Regions from separate parts of the Mus musculus genome. Here region 1 is linked to region 2. A link is a loop called in an ENCODE intact Hi-C map of the cell type or tissue named here. Cell type or tissue: gastrocnemius. All regions are shown on one strand.

Region 1 (8,000 bases), 190 kb after region 2:
ACTGATGATTGAGAATCCAACTGGTGATTCACAAGCAGCAATACCAGCCCATCTTAAGGTTTCAGGTTAGGCCATTATTCAAGGAGGGAATGAGCGCCAAGCTGACTCCATGAGAGGCTGCAAGATGCCAGTTCAGGAGACTAGGCCTAAGTTTCTGTTTCCCAGAACTGAGCAGACCAGTTCTTGGAAAAACCACAGCCCATGAACAGCCAATCAGAAGCTGCCCTGCCAAGGTTAGTCAGCAAGGGTTCTTGTAAAGTCCCCAGGCCCCCAGTGATGAGTTTGGAAAGCCCACAGAACTCTAGCCAATCCCAGAGTTACCCATACCCCTAGAGTTAGAGCCAACCATTTGGGTCACCTACCTCTTCTTGGAATTCCCCCTAATAACCTTTAAATTGAGCCTACAGAGCTCACCTTGAGGTTACCATTTTTATGAATTGTAGACCCTTGCATGCTGGATTTCTGCAGAATAAATGCTCTTTCCTTTTGTATACCATTTGTGTCTGGGGTATCATTCTTCAGTGCTTCATGGACCTCAACACTTATTCCTATTAATGTTGATTAATGAACTTACACTTGATTGCATGGACTATAAATTGAGATTATCATTATTATCTTGCTCAAAATTTCCTAGCATGGGACTCCCAAGTTGGCTCCTGGACTCCTTCCCTTTTAAAACATTCTTTGTGGCTCCATGGATTATTCAAAGTTTTTTTTTTTTTCCCTTAGCCTCAAATTCTGAATGAATGCTTTCTTCCAGAAGCCCAGGGTTTGTTTTTGTTTGTTAGTTTGTGTGTGTGTGTGGGGGGAGTTGTTTGTTTTGTTTTTGAATGTAGGATGACATTTAGGAACTAAGATCTAGATGTTACACCTCATTGTATTGCCAGGATTGTCATTGCTCCAAGTCCTCTCACAGTGGAATCCAGTTTGTGTGTGTTAGCTTATCTCTACCTCCATATCTATTTTTGTAGTTCTTTTTCCAACATGAAACAAACTTGTCATTTTTCACAATGCAAGTGCTTATTTTTTCAGTCCTAAAATACAGACAAAATTCTTTCACTGTTGATAATTTATACTCCTGTGAAAAACAAAAATATCAGCTCAAACACAATATCTACATATGATTCTTTTCTATTTAGCATGCACCATATACAGTCAAAATACTGTTTTCCAAGGTTGCTTAAATCAGTTGTGTTCTTTGCTACTTAGTTTGTTGTAGTCACGTTAATAATTCATAACGTAATGCCCTCAGTTTGCTCGTGCTTGTATTCTATTTTGACTTGCCAAAAATGTGTATTCAAACCCTTTGCCCATTTGGAAAACTTGATTATTTATTGCTTAGTTATTAGTTCTATACATAATCTGGGTAAAGGTTTCTCATATAATTTTCAACTATTTTTTCCATTCTTTAATTTGTCCTTTTGTTCTCTTGATTATCTTTTGACAATCAATGAAATGCTTTAATCTAAGTCCAAACTTCCCTTTATTTACTTATATCTTGTGTCTTTCCTGAATCAACTTTACAAATTTATGATTTTTTTCCTTCTAAAGGCTTTATTTTGCTTCCTATATTTAGACTTGGCATCTATTTTGATTTAAAATGTGAATACAGTGCTAGAGAGAGGTCCATCTTTCCTCTTTGGCCTATGAACACTTACTTGTCTTGGCATCACTTGTTGAAGATTAGCCCTTACAGAATTATCTTGAGGGCTGGAGAAATGGATCAGTGGTTAAGAGCACTGGTTGCTCTTCCTGACTCTTCCTGAATATGGGGATTCAATTTCCAGTACCCATATGACAATTCATTTGCCTCTGTCCAATTCCAGAGGATGTGATGCTCTCTTCTGGCCCCTTTGGGCACTGCATGCCAGTGGTACACACACATGCCATCCACTTCATGTATCATCTGTCTATCTGTCTGTCTATCTGTCTATCTATCTATCTATCTATCTATCTATCTATCTATCTATCTATCAAGTATATATGTGTATATAAAGATTTATCTTGAACAGTCTTGTCATTAAATTGATTATCCAGAAATGGTGAGGAAGAACCCTTAATTGCCAGCTTCCAGAACTGTGGGTGAACACACTCTTGTCTATTGTAAATTACCCATTATAAATTTCTGGTTATTATAAACAGGTATTCTGTTATGGAAGCCAGTTGTTTAGACCTTTATCCACAGAAATACAAGTCTTTGCAGTATATGCTATAATTTTTCCCCAGCTTGTTAGATATCATTTTGTTTTTTGCTGTGACAGTTTAAAGTATTTTGTTAGCAAAGCTATCTACCTTTTGCTTCACTACCTATGCTTCTGAGAAAAGATTTTCTCAATAAGGTTATTGTCTTATTTTCTTTGGAACTTATAGAGTCAGTTTTTACACTATATCTCTAATTAATTTAGGTTTTTTTCCTTATGAATGTTGTTTCAACACTTATTTATTAAAAAAAAAGAATGTCCCAGTGGTTTGAGATGGCTTTAGATCTATTTTCTGCCTTTCCGTTAGTCCACAGTCCCTTTGAGTATTACAGCATCAGCACTGCCTTATAAATCAGGCTTTACAGTCTGACTTAATATCTGGAAGCCATAATCTCCACCTGTGATCTTTATTTTCAATGCTTTTTTTTTAAAAAGTTTGAAATGCTTGAATTCTCATATGAACTCACTGTTAACATGGGTCTACCAAACTTTCACATTACCTTGTAAAATTTTAGAATCCAGCTTGTTATTTAAAAGATTTAAGACCTTTATAGGCTGAAAATGAACTCTTAATCCACTGGATTTCCTGGTTGTTCATATAGGGTAACTGTAGTGCTCTTCTCTATATGTGCGACAGTGTTGTTACCAGACTCTCCCAACACAGAAGTACCCCAGGGTCTCTCTCCACTTTCCAATAAGCTTTCTGTGAAGACTTCCTACAGGAGAACCAAGTTCGAGTTATTCTACAGTGACATGACTGCCGAACTCTGTGACAATAAAGATCAGGATGACTCTCTCTGAATTCTAAATTCTCCAGAGGTAAGAGAACAACGTCCTCTAGGCAGGGCCTATTTCTGTATGTGGTCCATGTGGTTCACCAGCCAAGGTACCCACTCAAATGGAGGAAGATGCCTTGTAGGTCGAGGGAGTCTTTTGTTCTTTAACCTATAGGAATTAGTACCTGGGGGCAGCAGGTCTTTTTCTATCTTGCCACCTCAATCTAGCAGTCCTCAAGGAGCCAACAACAGGAACCTGGGCTGCAGCACCACTAGCAGTGGGCAGCACCAGACACCTCATCGCCCCCTGCTGGAGACAGCGTGTGCCGCAGGCGAGGCTGGATAGCGTTGGCCCCTGTGATCTCAGTTCTTTCAGAATCGAAGGACGCTGAGCGATGGGTATAGATGAGGCAGCATCTGCAGCCCCCATGGCTGGAGGTCCCAAATTCTGAGGCGATTGTATAAGCCCTGTGTACCTCGCATCACAGAAACTACGGTTTTGAAAGTCCAATACACACGTTTTTTTCTCTTTCTTTCTTTCTTTTTCTTAATCTGCGCAGGCGCAGTTCCGGCGCGCACCCGGCCTCTCAGGTGGGTACGTGTCATCCGGTGGGGCCGGGTCCTCCCGTGTTGCTCACGTCCACAGTGAGACTCAAGTCTTCTTTTATAACGCGTAGTCATTTTGGGAGCGCGCTTTTGATCCGATGGTCGCTCTGGCCACTTGGGGGCGCACAAACTTGTAGTTAGCTCCTCTGAGAGCATTGGCCTGTCTGGTAGTGGATTTTGTTTTCCAGAATGAAACCCTTGTCCCATTAAGAGGAAGACTTTGTCAGTGTTTTAGATAGAGCACGGTAAATGTAGGTTACTTATTATTCAACATCTAGTAGTACCCGAGGGATGAAAAAAGATGATATCTTCCCTATAAAGCAAGAGAAAATCGTGAAGACGAAGAATACAAAAACAACAGCCATGTACCTATGTATGTATGTATGTATGTATGTATGTATGTGGCAACCTAGATGGGAGAGCTGGAACATTTTCTAAAGGAATATGATCAGGTGAGTTTACACGAGGGAAACAAGTGATGTTTTCAAAGGAAAGCAGAGTGATGGAGCCTTGGAAGACACATCTGGATTTAATCTGGCTTCTCTGCTTTTGCATTAGCTTCATCTTTGTACTGGTTAATTCTGAACCTGTTTCCTTATCAAGATAATAATAGATAAAATTACCCTTGCAAACCCATGGTGAGAGTTAGAGTTGTGGAAAGAGAGGTAGGATGAACGTTTTTTTTTTTTTTTTTTCTTCCTGTACTGGCTAAGTTAGCATTCAGGGTTATCCTTATAGTCCCTGAAAGGAGCAGATTGCTTTTCTGTTTTGCTTTTGTTTCTTTTTGTTTTCTGTTTTTGTTTTGCCAGGGATGGGAAACTAGGGCCCCAGGCATCCTGGAATAGCAGCTCTATTGTCTGGGTTTACTATGTCAGAAACATGATTGGACATGTTTGTGTTTTTCTACGTCAGAGTTTATTATTAATATTACTATTGCAATAAATTGACAATGTATAGAGGTTTTAATGGCAGCTATTTGGAAGATATTTCTGCTTTCCTTGGCAACCCTGGATGAAGTAAACACAGTTTTTTTTTTTATTCTACTCTTAATATTAAATCTCAGTTCACATAGTACACAACTCATCTTAGCATAAACTCCCTCCCCCCTTTCTTCTTAAAAAACCATTCCTGCAGTGCTTCCTGCTGCTGTCTTTGTGGGGTGCAGAGCAGCCCACTGATCCTTCTAGGGTAAATAAATCTCCTTTGGAGTAAGGGTTTGGTGTATGGGTGTGTTTTGTGTAGACTTGGAGGTCCTTTCATTTTGGTGATGTGACTAAGATTGGCTAGTAGCTCTGCCCTCCCTTCTACACTTTCTGGTCCTTCTGTTGCCTCAACTTCTTATCCCCCATTTCTTGCTGTTTCAAGCATCCCCTAGGTTTTTTGGGTTTTGATAGATCATTGAGCATTCCTGCTCTGTTCTATTGTCCCTGCTCTGTCTTGTGGGACCAGAAAGACTGCACCGAGCCACAAACTTTATTGGTTTGGGCAGACTCGTATGGATGATTCGTAGGCATTTTCTGTTGAGTTTGGCATTGTTTGTGGATTCCCCTTCAAAATCTGGTGTCTGTTATTAAACGTCCAAAAATCCTGTTAATAGGTTAAAAAATGTCTAGTTTCCTTTACCTCAGACCTTACCACCTTTATCAAACATTTTATAACACAATCTTGTGACCATACCTTTCATGACGTCTCTATGCTCCTTTCCAATAACCTCCTCTCTGGGTAATGCATACATGTATGGAAAAAGGCCTGTGACCATGCAGATCAAATACACCAAACACACAGGACCTACCTTGCCAGAGCTGCAGCAGCCTCTAACATAGATACTCATTGAGATTACAATGACGGTGATGATTATCAGGCCAGGGACTGGTTTATTACTTGTCTCCTTTCTGGCCTGAGGAGAGCTACCCTAAAACCAATTAACTTTCAAAAAGTCCATGAGATAATTGGGCAAGCCTGAAAATCCCTCTCATTTCCTCTGATGCACCACACAGTCCCTACTTGAACATGCAAACATAGACCTAGACACCTTAGTTGACCAACAACTTTTTATGATCTATGTTTTGCTCAGTTCTACTCAGACATAAGGGCCAAATTCAAATGACCAAGGCCTACTTTTACCCCAAGCCAAGGTTCTGGCCTTGGCTTTTAAGGTCTTCCATAATTGTAATGAGTGCAACACAAGTACTAACTCTTGGATCAGGATCTCTAATGAATTCCCAGAAGGAGCCACTAGGTCCCTGCTTCAAGTGTGGCAAGGAAGGTCACTGTGCCTGCACCTGTTCAAATCTTTGAAGGCCTACCTGTTCTTGTTCTAAGTGTCCACAGGGTTACTGGGGATCACTAGGGCACAACTTCCCTGGGTTCCATCCAGCCTTCCTGAATTCTTCTTGGACCTGTTTGGCCTAGCAACTGAGGACTGACAGGGCCTGGGCTCTGACCACGTCCATTAAACTCTAGGAGCCTAGGGTCTCACTTCTGTCAGGTTGCCTCATCACATTCCTCCTGTATACTGGGTCCACTTTCTCAGTCATGATGGAATTCTGGGGGGTCCACTCACCCCCTTTCCCTCTTTCATATCCCTCCCACTTAGCTGGAGTACATAGCCACCTTTCCAGACCCCTCCCTTAACTTGTTCTTTTAAAGGCTTTTTCTTTCCCCACTCCTTCCTCTTTATATTTTCATGCCCTATTCTTTTACTAGGGAGAGATGTCCTCTCTGAAATAATAAATATGCCTTCCAACCTGGCCACAACTCTGTGTCCCTCATCCTCCTTTCTTTGACCTCCACTTGTACTCTTTCTCTCTCCTGAATCCTCAGACCACTCCTGTCCCTTGTTCCCTTTTTTAGTCAATCCTGCCACCTGGGATACCACGTGTTCTTCTCTTGCTACACATCACAAACCCCTTCAATTATATTCAAAGACCCTTCTGCCTACATCTCAAAACCTCAATACTCCCTACCCCCAACCAGCCTCAAAGGCCTCAAACCTATCATTCATTTGTTTGTAAATCCAAATGGCTTCTATGCCCTACCTCTTTACCCTACAATATCCCCATATTGGCAGTCAAAAATCCTAAGAGAAGTTTTCACTTGGTCTAGGACCTTCACTCAATTAATGTTGCCATTATCCCTCTACACCAGGTGGTCCCCAACCCTTATACTATCCTCTCTGCTATTTTTTCTATTATGCCATTTTGGATATGTAATATGTTTTCTAAAAGTAAATAACCCATCGTTGCTTAATTGGCATTTTAGGTGTTTAAATAACTGTATATATTCAACATTAACTCTTTTTCATTTCATTTTTTTCTGTTTAGAACTCCCTAGAAATCTAAGGTATATCTTTTCTTCTAAATGGCTCCTGCATTCACTTGCCAAAGTGCCTCATGCATTAAGCTCTTGCTCTTAATTTTATTTTGGTTTACTATAGTCTTTTAAATTATTTTTTAATTTAAATTTTATCGTATTATGATGAGAAAAGATACATAATTTCAATTTATCTGAATTTGTTAACATTTAAAAACATATTTTGAGTAAATAGACTTACATCACATTCTTCTTTCCCTTTTGTACCCCAACTCCTCCTGGAGATCCCTTCAAAACATGCAATACCTCTTGTTTTCTTATCATATTCTTTAAAATTTGTAAAATATTGTAACAATAAAATGAGTATTATAAAAGTTGTTTTATATAAAACAAGTCAATTGAACAGTCTTATGTAGATGCTTGTCTACAGCAATACTGAAAATACATGTTTTTCTCAATATAAATTTAAATCACTCCAAATATATTAACTGTTTGTTTGTTTGTTTGTTTGTTTTGTTTTTAGTAGAGCTTAAAATCTTGGCTCTTACTGTGGTACAAACACAAAATAAGAACAATTTTTGGACATTGGAGTTCATTGTAATAAGGCTGTACTTCAATGTTCCTCACATTACCAAAGGATTTTACCCCCATAGTAGGTAAGCTAAGAGTTGACAGTACTGCTGTGCAAGGAATGAATTGTAGGCACAATTTTTGGATACAGATTTCCTGCTATGGTCAAAGCTATTTACCTTGGCTGATTGTTATCATTCTCTGCCCTCAGGGAACAGGTTACATTCATTTAAGAAATGGTGTGTGTATCAAGACAGTCTATCCATGAAGTCATGGTTCTGCTTGGAGGGTGGCACAGACGTTAGGTGAGGGTAAGATTCTGGTTCATTGGCTGTGATGATTTTGAAAAGCATTCATCTCAGAATAAGAGTAACTTATAAAGTCCTCTTCTTCAAAATTGATACAATAATTATAAATATCAAGCAAAGTCTTCAGTCTCAATCTTTGCTGTTCTCTTACAAGCCACCTCCCAAATTAATTGTCTACATTTCTTTTGGCTGTATAAATAATCATGCTTCCCCTGTCTCAGTCTCTC
Region 2 (8,000 bases):
GTGTGCACGGGCCTACCCTCTGTCTGCCCCTCTGTCTCTGTCTCTCTCTATCTATCTCTGTCTCTCTCTGTCTCTCTCTGTCTTTCTCTCCCTCTCTCCCTCTCTCTCTATCTGTATGTGTGTATGTGTGTACACAGCAGTTGTATTCCTGGATATATATATATATATATATATATATATATATATATATATATATCCCAAAAAATGTGCACATATGTACTCCAAGAGATGTGTACTAGAATGCTGACAGTAATTCAAGGACAGCTAAAATATAAAAGCAACCAAATGGCCATCACCCATTGTGGAGCTGGCAGTGTAGTATCCTATAAGCAATGAGACAAACAAGCTCCCACTGCAAACAATGTGGCGGAACCTCACAAATCCAGCATTGCAACCATGAAGCCTAGCAGAATAGATATACACTATAACAATCCCATATAAAACTAATCAACAGACAAAGTCAGTGTGTGGCAACAGAAGCAAGGAGATGTGGCCTACATTAGGGAAGTGAAGGCATGGCTGAAAAGAGGCAGCAACCCACTGAGGGCTGGGAATTCCCCTTTCTGACATGAGTCAGACTGAATGCAGAGGTATACTTTCTCGTGAAAACTCCTGAGTGTCTTCATTTATGATTTTGGCATTTGCGATTCTGTACAGTATCTGTACATGTGTCTTCTGTTGTTTCAATAAAAGCTTGTCTTTTGATGCACTTAAGAATACATACTTCTCTAGCAGAGAACCCAAGGTAGTTTGTCAACGCCTGTGCCAGATGTCTCATAACCCCCATAACATCAACTGCAGGAATCGGTCTTTTCTGGACATGCATATGTGCACATGCAAACACAATTTAAAAACTAATAAATACTTGGAAAATGTTTGCTTAAAAAAATAAGTGGGCTGCCATGATGTCTCTGTTAGTAAAGCTTGCTGCACAGGCAGCAGAAGGACCCACATTTTACTGAAACCTGTGGCCCACATAAAAATCTGAGTGCAGTGTGTGCCTATAATCTCAGCACTAAGGAGGCGGCGACATGAGGACCCCTGAGACTTGCTCCAGATTCAATGTCAGATCTTGTTTCAAAAAAAAAAAAATGTGCAGAGTGGCTGAGGAAAACACCCCCTGTCAACTTCAGGCCCCTCCCCCATGTGCACAGAGACAGCACTTTCATCGTCCCAGACGATCAGGACATAGGATTCAGAGGCTTGGCCTTCACAGGATAGGAAGTGCACCCAGAAAACTTTGACCACCTCTTGTAGCAGCTTCTGTCTTGAGGGGTCCTGTGATGCAGGCTTCCAGGCTGATGTGTCATTCCACTCCCAGAGGAATAGAATATCTCCTATTCCTGTCACGTTCTTCCCTTCCACAAAGCAGTCTGATGGCCTCCAAACTCACCTTAAAGTTAGACCTGCAGATGGTAGCCGCCTGGCTCATTCCTTCTCCTGTCAGAAATTGAGAAGTAATACTTATACAGATTTAGTCCTGCTGACCAGGAAGAAAACTGCTTCCAGCTCTCTCATGAACATGACACCTGCCCCTTCCTAGTTACAGGTTCTGTTCAGGATCAGTTTCCTTAATCATCACCATCATCTATAAAACCAAAGCTGTAGTTTCCCTGTTTCACAGATGACAAACTAAGGTATTGTTTGGTACTTGCCCAAGCTCCAAAGCTGGACAAGAGTAGAGCTGAGACCTTCACCACGGCCTGCGTAGTAGGCCCCTCACATCACAGCTTGGCCTGTAAAGCCAGCCCCTCACACCACAGCTTAGTTGCAGACTAGCTCAGTGGAGGTAGGCCATCAACATGGCTCCCTAGTCTGCCCAGGATATGGCTCACGATCAAGCCCTACTTCTCATTCTCATGAGCCCGTGAGATCAGGCTTTTAAACAGGTGTTTAAAGAAATGTACCACATATCTGGGTTACAGTGTAAGGTAGGTGGCAGTGATAGAGGTAGACGCTGGCTAGAAGGTTGCAGAGTCCAACACAGGGTGGAGGACAAGGCCTCCCCTGTAGGACAATGCATCCCAACTGGAGGATGGCCCTCACACTCTTCTTTCTTTACAAGAGCCCCACACAGCCTCCAGGCTGGAACAGGTGCCTCTAGTTCCACCCAGCAATGCTCAGGATCCGCTGGGGCAATGGAGCCTGGCTGTGCCTGCCTGCTGAGCCTAGGCAATACCACTCACCCATCACATACCTTTCAAAGAGACAGACAGGTTGATATCAAATGTGTAGGGCTGGCTGTGGCAGAGATATGGCAAGGGCTTGGGGTCCTAAAAGGCAAGAGCACATCAAAGCTGTAGCTGTCAGTGGGGGCTGAGTTCCCAGCAGCCTCTGCTCTCCAATACAGAGTGTGACATATGGCAGCAGTGACAGATGTGAACTGGAGAAGTCCTGTACACTGCCCTTGGTCAGAAGGTCACACATGCCACACTTGAGAAAATAAGCTGATGGGTGAATGTACAGAGAAATAGGTTAGAGATCACAGGAAGTAACAATGCTTCAGGAAGCTGAGGGAGGATAGACTTGGGAGGGGGACAATGAGAGGTCAGAGATTGGCCACAGAACCTGTAAGGAAAAGCTAGGACAATAGTGAGGGCAAGGTGGATGCCCTGGAAGGCAGAGTCCCTGGCAGCAGTGAAGCTGGCAGCCATCTTTGGTGCTGGAACAGCTGGGAAGGCCATTGATGTCCAGGCAGAGTGCTGCACATTGAACAAACAGTGTTGTTCCAAAATACAACACAAAAATCATTTAGCAGGACATAAGATAACTCTGGGTAGTCTGAACGACTATGCGTTTTTAATGGTGACAGTGTGACCAGTGATGCTTGTGGGGAGTACAGCTCCTTCCCAGTGTACTAAGGGTTAAATTAGAAACTACTTTAGAGAAAACCCTGCTGATTCGTTGGGAAGGGGCAGGAATGGTGACAGCTGTACTTAAACAGTCCTTGGGAAGGATGGAGGCAGTCAGCATCCAATCATCTCTGTGAAGATAGAGCTGGGCGAAGGACTGTGAAGGAGGATGGGGACCATTAAAGCAGGAGCCCAACAGGTCCTGGGTGGCCAGAAGATGAGAAGGACAGTGGAGGGACAGAGACAAAGAGGAGGGAGACCACCAGAGGGGAGACGTGGGTGCTGTGGTGGGAAGTGTTGGGGAAGATCCAAGGAGACAGAATGGAACTGCAGGGACTTTTATGAAGAACCAATTTGCAGGGGAAAGTCCCAAGAGTGTTCATGCATAAAATGACATGGATGGGTGAGGGAGAAAGTGCAGCAGTACACAGCTGGTGAGACAATGCCAGGGAGAGTGTGGGGAGGGAAGGCAGGGAGCCAGGAGCAGAGCAGAGCCCTCTGGAGATTTAGACCCAGAGATGTGGGAGGACCAGATAGGTCATTTACCAGAGCCGTGTTTGAGAGAAGTTAGGGCCTTCAAGGCATTGGCCATAAGAGCTGGGTGACTGTAATGAAGGGGTGGGATATTGCACTGGGAACCCTGTTGGACACACACACACACACACACACACACACACACACACACACACACACACCTTTTCCCTTATAGCCTCTATTCCAAAATGCATTCTGCAAATTAGACTCTAGAGGGAGCCATTGCACAAAACAAAATGCAGGATCCACCAAGCATCACCATGTCTCAGTATCAGAGGGCAACAGGAAAGGGCGGAAGCCGGAACTTAGAGCAGAGTTTTCAGCAGAAGGGTGCTTACCTGCTTTGGGTTTGGCACCACAAAGGGCATGAGGGCATCCATAGGCACCACCCACGGGGAGATTGTGGTTCCAAAGCTTTTCCCCAGGAATGGCCCAAGTGGGACGTACTCCCATTGCTGGATGTCTCGTGCTATGAAAAGACAGCAAGCTTAGGTCTCACCGTGGCTTACAGACTCACTCCAAGCTGCTTCCTGTCCTTGACCTACATGGACCTCTCTACATGGCTCTGGCCAACCAGATCTCCCAGGGAACAAACAGAAAGGTATTCAGTATGAAGACAGAGGTCCTTGGAGGTGCTGTGCTAGGGAACAATGAAGGATGACAGGACAGTCCCTACCAAGGGCCTGAATGGGGGAAGGCCCTCTCCTGAGATTTCTGGACCCACTTCCTCTTACACATGGTATCAGGGTGTAGAGCTGGGACTCAGATGCTGGGCTGATGAATAGTAAGGCTCAATTCAGCCACTGACTAAAATCCCTCCATGTACAGCTCTTCATCAGCAGCTGATGGTGCTGGCAACAGTGAGTGGAGTGTGTAGGGCTTGATAAAGCTTTAGGTTCTGTCAGCTCCATCCTTCCACTTATGAGAAAGCTACTCAGGGAAGCTGTGACTGCCCCACACCCACAGAGTCAGAAGTCTGCATGGTATCACCCCTGTAGTACTTAGGCCTCCTGTCCCATACCCAACTCCTGTGTGTGCCCCTAAGAACAGAACATCAGAGGAAGCTGGGCCACCAGGCATTACCGCTCCAGTCGTTCATGAGGACCATCCCGAAAATGTGTTCATGGGCTTTGGAAATGGGGATTGGCTCTCCGAATCTGTTCCCAGGGCCTACGAAGAAAGCCTGCCATGGAGAAAGTTGGTAAGAATCTAGATGACCCGATGCTCTGGGTCACTGTGGCTTACAGAGCAAAGGGAAAATATTTTCAAAGTTCAACCAGGGACTAGGGCTGCCTGAGGACCTGGCATTACTTCCCTGGGTCTCTAAGGTGGGAAGTCTACTCACATGAGCCCTTTCCCCCCTAGCCCCAGGGCACCCCAGGCCTTTCTGATTCTTCCTCTGTATTCCAGGCTCCATACCCTCACATCTGACAGTATATGACACTTGTAAAGAATGAAAACATCAGGGGTGCTCATTCCAGGAGGATTGACAAGTTGACTTCACAGCCCTACCTATCCCAAAAGGAATGGCATCTGTCCAATAGCCATGGACCAAGAGAACATCTAGCAATCATGTCTAAGGGAAACTAAGTGCGGGGGAGAAGGAATTCCTTGAGCAGTACAGAATCATCTACGTTCATGGCTAGGGTCACTGTTTTATTTGTCCTTGAGATAGGGTTTAAACAGTGCAAAATCTTCAAGATACACACACACACACACACACACACACACACACACACAGAGAGAGAGAGAGAGAGAGAGAGAGAGAGGGAGAGAGAGAGAGAGAGAGAGAGAGAGCTGAGGGCACCGAGGCATGAAGGACCCCATCTCTTTCAAATTCAGGGGATCTCCACCTCATTTCTCACAACTACATATGAGTCTTCAGCACTCTCAAAATAAAGTGCTTAATTTAAATAAAGAGTGGAGCCTTAGTGTGGGTCTTTCTAAAGTGATAGAGGCCCTGCCACCGGGCCTTGATGCTTGCTGTTCATGTGACATTGTATAAAATCACCATGAATGTGACAGAAAAAAGGTGGACCGGTGCTCCCACAAGATGCAACAAGCTGGGTTTTCATAGTCTCTGGCTACAACACTCACCATATTTTACCTCTTTCTGTTAAAGATAGCTGACATAGTGTTGGCTCAACAACACTGTATTCCCCAACAACAGCTACAACTTAGGTATGAATGAGGCTTTTCTAACACTTGTTAGAATTGCCCTCCTGCAGTTAGGGAACCACAATGGACCTCCACTTGGGAGGCATTGTAAATAATAAAAGTAGTTCAAATGTGGAAAATATGTGGAGAAAAAAAACCAAAAATATAGCATGTTTTTATAGCATGAGACCTGAAACACGAAGACAGGGAGCCTGGTGTGACCTCAACTGGGGACAAATGTGTGTATCAGGAGACTCAAATTTTCCACTTCTCTGTGTGGCAATGACTTGTGTTAATATTTGGGTTGCAAATAAGTTTCAGCAAGTGGGAGAATTCACAAACACAGAATCTGAAGAAAGAACATCAACTGCATTCAGTGGTCACATGGGGACATGGGCTGCTATTTGTGGCCAAACAGGTGTGAAGTGCCGCCCCAGAAAGAGAGCTTTACTGCCACAGCGCTTTGTAGATCCCATTCAACAAAATTCCACACAGAACTCACCATTTCCAACTCCATGTCTAAGAGTCTGCAGGCACCATACACAGGAGGCTTTGCTGGAAAGATGGCAGATAAAAGCAACCATCAATACCAGGCTACAGAGCTCATAGCAATAGAGAGTGGAATTAGGGTACTGGAGTCACTTACAGTTATCAGGTCTCATCTGCCCCATGGGTCTTCGAATCGGGGTTCCAGATACCACAATGGAGGAAGCTCGGCCATGGTATCCCACAGGTAAGTGGAGCCTGATAAAGGAGGTGGTGATAGTGAACTGAACTTCAGAAAGAGACAGAGTGGATGTACACTCACTATTCAAAAATTAAAACATGTCCCCAAGTGTCCACTGATAGATGAATGGAGAAAACAAATGTGGTCTATCACACAGGGGTGGGGCGGAGTGGGGGGGGGGGAAATGATTCAGCTTTAAGGAGAAAAGGGGAAGGTCACACATGCAATCACAGCACTCAGAAGACAGAGGCAGGAGTACCAGCAGTGTAAGGCCAGCCTCCTACACATTGTAAGTTCTAGGCCAACCAGAGCTAGCTATACAGTGAGGAGGAGGAGGGGGAGGATGACGAGGAAGAGGAAGAGGAAAAGGAAGAAGAGGAGGAGGAAGAGCTGGAGGAACAGGAAGAGGAGGAGGGACAACTAAAGAACCCAGGCTTCTTTGATCAGACAGTGCTCTGCTGCTTCCTTTGTGGACTCTGCCCATCTCTAATTAAACAAAACAAAACAAAACAAACAAACAAACAAAAACCCTGGGAATAAATCGTAAAGCTCAGAGCAAATAGGTATCCAAGGCTGGGGAAAACTGTTAGAAGATACTTGTAAAACAAGAATATGGAGAGGAAATAAAAGAGTTTTTCCAAATATCAAAATAAGTACAGCGAGGCTAGGGGTGGTCTTAGATGAGCACACAGACCTGTGTGGGTGAGAAGACAGCATGTGGTGAATACCTATGGTTATTTGAATGAAGCAAGAGGTTAGGCCTGCAGTACACCGAGTGGCAACTCCACAAAAGATCTGTCCATACCCTAACCCCCAAGAAGATGTAGAAATAATCTTTTTAGATGTAACTAGTACCCCAGGATCATCTCAGCATCCATATATCCTAGAGTGTCCTTGTACAAGGTAGAAGACATGGAGAAGAAGAAACAGTCGTATGAAGATAGAAACAGATGGGAGTGATACAGCCACAAGGACTGTCCACGGCACCAGAAAAATGGACAACAGGGTCACACTTGCCGGACACAGCAGGCTGGGTCGGTCTCCAGGCTCCTGCTTAAGGTGGGTGGATTTAACAGACTGCTGCTCTGCACAGGTTCAGGCTGTGTTTATCCCCAGCCAATCAGAAACTGTTTGCATGACTTCAGGGAAAATGACCCAGCAGACTATCTAGCCTCAAAGGAGCTGGCTGTCATCAGGATGCCAGATCAGCAGGATGCCTCTACCAAATGTCAGGGATCAGAATGTGAGGAGCAAGTCTGGATGAGGAAATGGGACCCTACCTTCATCTGAACCAAACTGAGGGGCCTCAATCTTTGACCTGGATTTCCTTAACATCAGGGTGGAACACGGTGTGACCTTTTGTTTCCCAGATGCACATATTCTTTATTACAGAGATAATACTTGAACTCTAAAATGCTTGAACGTAATTTAGATTTCTGACCCTTTTTTTTTTCTGAATGCTAGCGCAATAGTAGCAGAACAGTAATAGGCAGGCTGCCAATAAAAGGATCTAGGGGGAATCGAGCATTGCAGGGGGTCGAATCCCCATGACTGTTCTCCAGGGGAGAGCTGAAAGGACAATTCCACAGGCCGGTGATAGGCTGGATAGCCTAGGACCTCAAACTCATGCTGAGGGAACCAAAAGCCAGGCCTGCTCTTTCTAGAGGACGCAACATCATCAGTTTTGTTTTTTCCCTAGGCTACTTTGACCAAACAGGGTCTTTGCTGCT

What was found. Hi-C counts contacts between places; a loop is a spot of excess contacts. Peaks named below come from ENCODE experiments on the same cell type or tissue, not always from the same donor. Only the 100,000 strongest peaks of a DNase experiment are listed, where the experiment ranks them.
Region 1: a loop joins it to region 2, with 5 times the contacts of the local background. A loop is called at or near these places in 33 of 42 quality-filtered maps.

The regions. Positions count from the first base shown.
Region 1 is chr7:84,776,055-84,784,054 of GRCm38, forward strand. It overlaps 2610206C17Rik (RIKEN cDNA 2610206C17 gene), which reads left to right. Exons shown (of 5, transcript NR_038175.1): 5 at 1-495. Among named protein-coding and RNA genes, the nearest start is that of Olfr291, 74 kb to the right of the region's middle. In gastrocnemius, CTCF peaks have their summits at 3,288 (motif pointing left) and 3,699 (motif pointing right); DNase peaks (open chromatin) are centred at 3,298 and 3,651; H3K4me3 peaks cover 897 bases; H3K27ac peaks cover 587 bases.
Region 2 is chr7:84,590,989-84,598,988 of GRCm38, forward strand. Fah (fumarylacetoacetate hydrolase) reads right to left here. Exons shown (of 14, transcript NM_010176.4): 6 at 6,190-6,287; 7 at 6,046-6,098; 8 at 4,470-4,569; 9 at 3,725-3,855; 10 at 2,198-2,273; 11 at 1,394-1,440. Among named protein-coding and RNA genes, the nearest start is that of Fah, 11 kb to the right of the region's middle. In gastrocnemius, a CTCF peak has its summit at 3,613 (motif pointing right); DNase peaks (open chromatin) are centred at 3,256 and 3,686.